Regions from separate parts of the Homo sapiens genome. Here region 2 is linked to region 1. The links are chromatin contacts, found by Hi-C or POLR2A ChIA-PET in ENCODE. All regions are on one chromosome and are shown on one strand. Each heading gives the region's core, a stretch centred on a gene start or an enhancer-like site at or near the end of the contact. The rest is flanking DNA. Distances are from core to core; before and after follow the strand shown. Region 1 has its middle 51 kb from the start of LINC02154. Region 2 overlaps OFD1 (OFD1 centriole and centriolar satellite protein).

Region 1 (7,000 bases), core at 4,219-6,718:
GAAGCATCATTGGCCTCTTCCCTAGATGCTCTTGGTCAAAAATTTCTGCCCTGTTGAAGATAGCAGTGGTTCTCAAAGAGGTGTGGGTAACTGTGTGTGTGTGGGGGGGTGTTGTGCCCCCGAGGGGACATTCCACAAAATCTGAAGACAGTTTGGTTGTCATAACTTGGGATATACTACTGGTATCTAATGGGGAGAGGCCAGAGACGCTGCTACACATCCTGCAATGCACAGTGAAACCACCTTTGCAAAAGCTATAACTGCGTGAACTGTAAGAGTGAAAGAGATCTGACCTAAGTGACTCCATCTTGCTTTTAACTTTCAAGCTGTTCTTGTTCATTCCTGAACATAGGCCAAACTGACTTTGGGAGGAACTTAGTTTATAGTTTAACTTTGAAACAAAGACGGTAACAGCCTTTTTCCAAAACAAACCTCCTTCCTGCCTGGGGACTAGACTGCCTTAGCAGGAGTAACAAATTAGCCACAGGATTAAAAATTATGGTTTTAAGAGTCGCTGTTGTAAAAGTTGAGATCGGTGCTTGAGATATTTTGCAGACGCTGCATTCCAATGCATCAGCTGACGCCACCCAGATTGATAAACTGTCTCATCTGGCTTTGTGGCTGCCACTCAGGAACCGACTCAGCACCAAGAGGACAGCTTCCACTCCCTATGATTTCATCTCTGACCTGACCAATCAGCACTCCCCACTTTCTGACCCCCTACCCACCAAATTATCCTTAAAAACCCCGATCCCTGAATTTTTGGAAGACTGATTTGACTAATAATAAAACTCCGGTCTCCCGTACCACTCTGGTCTCCCATGCAGCCAACTCTGCGTGAATTAAACTCTTTGTCTATTACAATTTCCCTGTCTTGGTAACTTGGCTCTGTCTAGACAGTGGGCAAGGAGAACCCATTGGGCAGTTACAGCAGGACATACCCCCAGGCCCCCAACGAAGAATTATCTGTCCCCAAATGTCAATAGTGCCAAGGGTGAGAAACTCAGGATTATAGTATCATTGATATCATATAATTGAAAATGTTAATTACTGTTTATTGTGGGCAATGTCATTGAGACAGGTCCCATTCTCCTGATCTCTGTGAAGTGTGATGCCACTGCCCTCTGAAACAGCCCTGAGGAGAAGGTTCCGGAACTCCATAGGGAAATCAAAGACTTCAGCCTTGTAACTTATTTATCCTACAAAGATGATATCCCACGTGGCCCCAGGGTATATACACATCATGGAGCTATAAAATGAAAGTTAATTCCTCCCTGTCCAGCACTGTGGTATCCACAGGCTGGTCTGCATGGCAGACACAAGCAGGTAAGAAATTAGAACATTATTCACAACATAAGAAGAACATGATCTATACAGGAAAGAAAGAAAACACATTGTTCTTACAACTTTTCTCTGTAATAAAATACAGAAAAATAAACCAATAATTATTAATAATTTTATCATTAAGTTAATAATTTTATCATCAGTGCATCTCTTCATATTAAGGCTTATTTACTGATTTTTACTAACCTATTTTAAAAAGGGTGATCCTTTTGTCTTGCAAGGGAGACACTGGCTGTATAGATGTTTCATTTTCTTAAATAACATTCTTTTTTTTTTTTTTTTTTTTTTTTTGAGACGGAGTCTCTCTATCCCCCAGGCTGGAGTTCAATGGCACAATCTCGGCTCACTGCAACCTCTACCTCCTGGGTTCAAGCAATTCTCCTGCCTCAGCCTCCTGAGTAGCTGGGACTACAGGCAGACGCCACCATGCCCGGCTAATTTTTGTATTTTTAGTACAGACAGGGTTTCACCATGTTGGCCAGGCTGGTCTCAACTCCTGACCTCAGGTGATCTGCCCACCTCGGCCTCCCAAAGTGCTGGGATCACAGGTGTGCCCCGCCCTTAAATAATATTCTAATAGTGGTAAAACAACTACTTTTAAAACAGGCACCGTCTTGAGCAAAAATCAGATCCTCCATTTGAAAAGCCTTGTCACAGTCTTTCTTGAAGACAGCAAACACATAAATCAGCAACAGATTCTTACATATTATCCTTATTATCCTGCGGAGAGAATACATGTTCAAACAGCCTTAATTATACTTACACATTGCCTTAGAAAATACTGTAGGGAAAACCTTGAGTAATTATCCAAGCGGTTTGCTGCTGGAAGTTTCACTCCTCAAAAAACTATGCTTGGCCTCTCCCTAGTTGCAGGAAAAAGCCACAATTAGGAGATGTCATGCTGAACACATTCTCTGACGATCTGGTGGTCACACTAGAAAGGGGTTCATTTTAGTTCCTCTGCAATATGCTTACCAGATTGATTTGGACCTACCCCTTCAGCAGGATACTTTTCAGCAGTGGCCATCCAAAATAAATGGAAAAACCATATTTGAGGTCAGGGACACATGCTTACCTGGGTTCACTCACACTGAAAATGTCAGGAAGTGAAATTCACATCTTTCTTCATCTAGGGGACTGGCCAAGCTTTCCTGATAATAATATGCACTTCTGGGAGGCCACTGAGGCCAGGACTTCATATGTTTGTGGTTGGAAAACTATTGCTACAATCGAAAGCTATGTGTTGGGAAGAAATTAACAAATACACATGAGCGTGGGTGTGTTTCTCAGCAGGGAAACCGACTCTGTGCTGAAATTCTTGTGTGGAAACATCTGTTTCTAACCATTCTGAGATAGGAAGAATGTGGACACCGAGCATGTGGTTCCCTTGGAAAATGCTTGCCTCACAGTCTTGACCTAAGAGATGGCATCTGGACTGGGGAGGAAACAGAAGTGATCCTGGAATCACATCCTCTTAAAAACAAAACAAAACAAAACCCACATCCTTATGCTTTTTTGAAGGGTTTCTTCACAACATAAAAATTATCCAAATTTCTCCTCAGTGTTTATTTTTTTAACCCCTTACCCAATTTCCCCATGGTTAACATCTTACGTGACTTGAGTACCTTTGTCAAAATTAAGAAACTGTCATTGGTGCACTACAATTAACTAAATCCCAGACTTTATTTGAATGTCACCAGTTTTTCCACTAATGTCATTTTTCTGTTCCAGGATCCCACCCAGGACACCACATTGCATTTAGTCGCCATTTTTCTTTGTCTCCTTCTTAGCTTTTGATGACCCTCCTCTCTTCATTTTCACAGAGACAGTAGCTTCACAACAATTTCTTAAGCAGCTTCCCTAAACATACAGGAGCCAACTTTTCAATTGTATCCATATCTAAAAAAAAAAAAAAAAAAAAACAAAAAAAAAAACCCTGCAGAAAAATTGGAAAATTCAGCCAAAAGGCTCTCCTGGCTGCCGTTTTTTATCTACATAAAACCAATCATAATCCATTTAACAAATTTATTTTCCATGATGTTATTGGCTATTCTCCGTAACTCAACATACAGCTGGGTCCATTTCATGGGTCAGAACAAGAGGTTATCAGGTAATACGAAGGACCAGAGTAGGAGAAGCAAGTTCTTAGGAACTAGCCTTCCAGACTGGGAAAGAACAGAAATTTTGACTAGATCAAGCTTAAGTGGATGAGGGGACATTCAGATAGCTGGATGACCATATCCAGAGAGTTGGGCTACTGACCATTTGGGAGACCCCAGGCATGTGGCATCAGAAAGTGGAGCAGACACTAGGAGCAAGGGAGTGGGCTGGTAGTGGTAGGAAGGTAGATGGATGGGCAGGTGGGTGTCTGAAAGGGCTAGGAGAAATGCAAAAGCCAGCAGGTGATGATAGGGAGGTTGCTAGAAAGGGCAGGAAGGACATCAGCTTGGGCCCACACTGCGTACAAATCAGAGCCAGGGTCCTGGTGGACTTGTTATCTCATACACACAGTTCTAGCCTAGATTTCTCATGTTCTGAGTGGATTTGATGTTTTGGAATAAACTGGCAAAGAGTAGTGATCTCTAAACACTTTGCTGCTTAAATCCATGTGAATTTAAAAATTTTATGCCACGTTGCACCATTACACAGTGGTTGACACCTTCTAAAATGGCCCCCACGATTCCCCGCTCCCAGTGTTCATGCCCTTGTGTAGTCCCCACTTTGAGTGTGGGCTGGACCTAGTAACTTGACATTGGCAAACAGAATGTGGCACAAGTCATGGGATATTACTTTCAAGATTAAGTTCTAAAGAATGTTATTTCAGCTGTGCTTTCTCTCTGACTCTTCTCATTTGTTCTCTCTGGTGAAGCAGGCCATCATATTGGGAACTGCTCTACAGAAAGGCTCATGCAGCAAGAAACAGAGGGTGTCTTCTGGCCAATAGCTAGCTAGGAATGGAGCCCTCAGTCCAACAGGCTTTGAGGAAGCGAATCCTGCCCACAACCACTTGCATGAACTTGGAAGTGTCTTCTCCCCCAGCTTAGCCTTGAGATGATTATAGCCCCTGCTCAACACCTTGATTCCAGCCTTGATTCCGTACAGACCTTAAGAGACCTGAGCCAGAGGACCCAGCTAAGCCACTCCCAGATTCCTGTCCCATAGAAACTGTGAGGTAATAAATATTGTTGTTTGAAGTTGTTATATTTTAGGATTATTTGTTATGCAGCAATAGGTGACTGATATACACACTAAAGTCATTCCACTCTTAGGTCAGTGGTATAATATTATGTCATCGAGTGCAGCAAAACACAGCTGTGAGGGCAAAGTGTTAAACTTGAACTCTAGTCCCTAATGGGTAGAGAGGCACCCTGAGGTAGGGGGAAAGCAACCAACCATGACACACAGAAGTGAAGGCTACTGAGAAATGAAAGAGAATCAACCTGTAGCATGGAAATGGGAAGTTCATTATTTCCAGCAAGAAAACAAAACGATGCAAACTGGGCACGATAGGGGTGGGCAGAAGTAAGCAGAAGAACAAAGAGTGGTGGTAAGAATATCAGGTGGAGTTTCCACTGCAGTAGGGAAGGGGCACTGGAAAGAAAAAGATCTAGTGTTCTAGGAGCACTGGGGATTCATGGAATAAAATGGTGATTGTGGTTTCAGATTAAACCAAACCATTTCCTATACAGCAGAGAAAGACACTCTCCTGTCTTCACTCCCCACTCCACCTCCGCCAGTTTCCTTTCCCTAAAGTGAGATTTTAGAAATACATACTTACAGGCAGTAAAACCAGGGAATTTGTAAAACTTTTAAGCTTGATTGTAGTCTAGACATAATATGTGTTATGTTTTTTTAAAATCAGGCTTGTATTAGGGTCAAATGATATGTGTAGTCCATAGATTAGGTATTCAAGGATAATACAAATGAAATATTCTAGGCAGTCATTACACTCATTAGACACTTGCCACTCAAAGTGTGCTCCATAGCTTTCTTCCTTAAATCTACACTCAACATACTTCACCAGCCAGGCTAGAGGATGCAACTCTATGATTATTTTAAGTTTACTTCATAATCTTGCGATTTCACCTGAAGCAAAGATACCAGCTTTTCTCTCAACAGCCAAATCTCCCACACTCTCATTTTCGATAGTCACAGCAGGAGTTTGAGTTTCTCTTTCTAGAAGGATCTCTGGCTGGGACTTGCTGTTCCTGTACAGCTTTTAGAACCTCATGCATGCACTTCTATTTAAAAGTTGTCTGTCTACAAATGCTTAAGAGAGCAGACAATCTGGTTTATCCTTCCCTTTTAGGTAGTTTGTGCTGGAAAGAAATTTCTATGTTTTTGTGACAAGAGGAGACAAGACCCTACAAAAAGAAGGCATGATAGAAGATAGGTTGGGAACAAGGTCAGTATTCAGCTCGTAAGCACCAGCATGTCTGACTGGATGATAAAATATTGAAGTACAGGACTTCAGTGCCGGTTAGGCAATGAACACTGCCCTGAGCCACCTGGGGGCCCCCTCTGCATGACTCAGCATGCATGGCCTAGCAGGGTTCTTCAGGACAGCTTAACTCAAGGGCCATGATATTCTATGTGTTCTCATTTTGTGTCCCACACTTGGTGAATCCTGGAGTAGTTTATGCTTAGGAGTCAAAAGACCCGGGTTTTATCTGGCTCCACTGTTTGCACACCTCATCACAAGGTCTTAGTTTCTTCACCTACAAAACATAAAGTAACTGTTAAATCAACTGTTTCTAAAGTGTCTTGTGCCATAACAATAAAAGCTACTGTAGCTTTTGAGTTTCTTGTCCAGTTATAATAATGGGCTCTCACATCTTCTATCTGCTAAGGTGCTTTCTTGTCCCTTAGGCCTATGGAGTTGCCCAGAAAATTCAGCTATAGTTTTGTAGCTAGCATAGAGGATTGGGAGGTTGAGGCTTCCTCTTCAGGGGTGGTTGTGGTTGTGGTTGTTGTAGGGATGTTTAACTCTTTGTCACACATCTCATTTTGGAAATACATTTTCAAACATGCTGCACATTTGCCCATCTTCTCAAAGAAGGTGTCAAGCATTGTTTCATCTGCTGTGTCTCAAGGCACACATCATGATCATCAAACATTGCCGTCTTTCCCTGGTGTTGGTCTCCGTTTAGGATTGCGAGACAAAATGAGTATGTCCAAAGCATACTTAGTTAAAAATTATTCACTATTTATGTGAAATTCAAACTTAACTGGGTTTCCTGCTAAATCAAGCTAGTCTAAGTCTCCGCTAGCCTCTTCCATTTCTAATGTGTTGCCTCTAATCTGTGGCAGGGTGGGGTTGAAAATGGAGCTCGAAATTATAGAGTTGCCAAGAGTATAAAGTTCTCAATTCTTTTCCATTTACACTCACTTCTCTATAGCTTCAAATATTATCTGTCTTCTTACCAAACCTATTTTCCCAACTCCTCTCCCCTGAGTTCTAGGACTCTTGGACCCAGTAACCTCCTCACCCTGATGAGCTGGCAATTGAGATCTCAAACCTGGATTCTTTTTTTTTTTTTTTGGAGTAAGTCTCACTCTGCTGCTCAGGCTGGAGTGCAGTGGTGCAATCTTGGCTCATTGGCTCACTGCAACATCTGCCTCTTGGGTTCAAGTGATTCTCCTGCCTCAGCCTCCC
Region 2 (2,500 bases), core at 1-2,500, 500 kb after region 1:
TTCTGCAGTGATAACGTGACTTTATATTCGTAATAGTAATAAAATGGAGAAGAAAGCAAACTCACCTAAACATAAAATTTTCTGAGTGCCTGATGGTGCCCACTGTTATCTCTCGATTCTCACCCTGATAAGTATTACAAACATTCACTGTCTTCTGATTTCTGCCTGCATGCCCTAGAGTTCTTTGATATGACTGAAAAAGATGGTGAAGAACTTGTTTGTGTGTTCTGCTTGTGTTTTTTTTTAATAGGGACCCTGTTGTTTACTGTCATAAAGCTTCTTGGAATTGGCAGAACAAAAAGAGTACAAACATGATAAGAGAACTTTTCCTTTTGAAGCAAGCTGTGATTTGTTTTACATTGATTTCTTTTCCTATTCTGAATCTTTTCAGATTGAGCATTCTGCACAGCTGAAGGCCCAGATTCTAGGTTACAAAGCTTCTGTAAAGAGTTTAACTACTCAGGTTGCCGATTTAAAATTGCAACTGAAGCAAACTCAGACAGGTTAGAGACGTTTTAACCCATAAATATTTTTGTATGTATAAAGCTTCTGGTGTCTGTGAAAATGTAATGATCATAATTTATTGAATATTAATTATTGTTTTAGGGGAAAAGCCATAGAAATATGTGTCATCTTAGAAGTAAAACTCCCTATCCATTTTGGTAATACCATCTGGATCATCAGCAAAAGTATTTTGCTTCATAGGTGCCTCATGGCTTGGGAGAGTCTCATGCCCCAATAGGAAAGGCGTGGTGGTAACATAGAAGTCCCCATATTCATTATAGGATTTCCTTTTTTATTTGTTACCCCAATGTTAACACCAATTCAGTAGTTTTACGGATTCCTTGATAGATATATAAATATACAGGACAAGCAGGGTGGTTTAGCAAAAAGAATATTGCCTTCAGAATCAGAACTGTTCTTCTTTTGGACCCGTTTTGAAGTTGTTTGACCTTGGGCATGTTACTTTAACTTCCTTGGGCCTCAGTCTCCTCATTTGTAATGGGGATAATAATACCTACTGAGCCATGATGAAAAAGATGAAATGGGTTTCAGTCCAGTGCCTGGGACATAAAAGACACTCAGGAAATGGTTATTGGTATCATTTTATTATTGTGTCTTCACTGTGGATGCATCTCTGCCCCTTCCTACTTCGTAAGAAGGATATTAAAGTTCAGATACTTTATTCTTCAGTTGCTTTCAAGTTCAAAGAAAGTACGTATGTGTTACCAGTTCAACTGGGTCTGAGCCTTCCTTGTTCCCACCTGCATTGTTTCCTCATCAGCTCCTTGCTCTCTTCTACCAGCACTTGTTTTATTTTTATCTCTACTCGTTTCTGCTTTTTTCTGTTCCTCATTTTCTTTCAGTTCTGTTTGTGAAACTTCTCACAGCTGAAATCATAGCAGTCTCCTATCAATAAAAAATAGTTGAATGAGGATAGAACTCTTTCGCATGCATGTGTTGCCGAGGGCAAGCTTCTTTCTTGTAGCATCACGGGGAGGCATTGCAGGAGAGAGGGGCAGGTGCACTGGCTTTGCATTAGGAAAGCCCAGTAGCTCTTAGACTTGCTAACCGTGTGACCCAGCCTCAGTAAGCTTTAGTCCCCCCATCTGTAAAATGGGAGCAGTGAGAGTTTCTTGACCACAGTGTTGTTGTGAATGCAGGTCCTCACTTCCTTATATGAAACTCGGGCCATATGCTGTGGATTTCGCAATAGCCCTGGGAGTTCTGAACAGCATCCTATAGTAAAGCACATTAATTATTTTGCAGTCAACTGTATGAATATTCATGCTGGGATAAATAAAGATTATAAATGGGTTTACATCAGTTCAGGTCAAACTTTTCAACCAAATGAGTTCAAGTCTGGTTGGGCTTTGCCACCAAATAAATTATGAATAAATTTTCAGTTCTCAGAGCCTTGTGGCTTTCAAAATTGTGCATAATGGATTCTGAAATTATATCATGTTACAAAAGACATACAAAGCTGTAGCTGGTACAATAAGCTCTCAGTAAATGTTAGTGGTTATCGTTACCATGGCTTCAGAAACTGTATAGTGCAAGTTTGTCCTTATTACTCTCTTCCATTTTTCAAAAAAATAATATTCTCAAGTATATTTTCTTCTCTGCCTTGTCCACTTACTTCTGAAATTGGCTTTTTGTACCCTGCAGCCCTAGAGAATGAAGTGTACTGCAATCCAAAGCAGTCTGTGATCGATCGTTCTGTCAATGGATTAATAAATGGCAATGTGGTGCCTTGCAATGGTGAGATAAGTGGGGATTTCTTGAACAATCCTTTTAAACAGGAAAACGTTCTAGCACGTATGGTTGCATCAAGGATCACAAATTATCCAACTGCATGGGTGGAGGGTAGTTCCCCTGATTCTGACCTTGAGTTTGTAGCCAATACTAAGGCAAGGGTCAAAGAGCTTCAGCAAGAGGCCGAACGCTTGGAAAAGGCTTTCAGAAGTTACCATCGGAGAGTCATTAAAAACTCTGCCAA

Evidence for each region. Hi-C counts contacts between places; a loop is a spot of excess contacts on that map. ChIA-PET counts read pairs that join two places held with the same protein, here RNA polymerase II (POLR2A). Pooled maps may share reads with other maps.
Region 2: a loop to region 1 is called in a pooled map, with 4 times the contacts of the local background. The contact joins two enhancer-like sites. A Hi-C loop is called at or near these places in 9 of 37 single-sample maps with no recorded cell type and 4 of 50 pooled maps. POLR2A ChIA-PET finds 5 or more read pairs at or near these places in 1 of 52 experiments (activated B cell).

Annotation. Positions count from the first base shown.
Region 1 is chrX:13,248,768-13,255,767 of GRCh38, forward strand. No RefSeq gene overlaps it. Among named protein-coding and RNA genes, the nearest start is that of LINC02154, 51 kb to the right of the region's middle. RefSeq lists an enhancer at 5,546-5,665. Within about 2 kb of position 5,469, at least 3 of the 41 ENCODE cell types and tissues checked have a DNase peak (open chromatin) inside an H3K27ac peak, as active enhancers do.
Region 2 is chrX:13,757,946-13,760,445 of GRCh38, forward strand. It overlaps OFD1 (OFD1 centriole and centriolar satellite protein), which reads left to right. Exons shown (of 23, transcript NM_003611.3): 15 at 392-503; 16 at 2,170-2,500. Among named protein-coding and RNA genes, the nearest start is that of OFD1, 24 kb to the left of the region's middle. RefSeq lists an enhancer at 1,409-1,498. Within about 2 kb of position 1,251, at least 4 of the 41 ENCODE cell types and tissues checked have a DNase peak (open chromatin) inside an H3K27ac peak, as active enhancers do.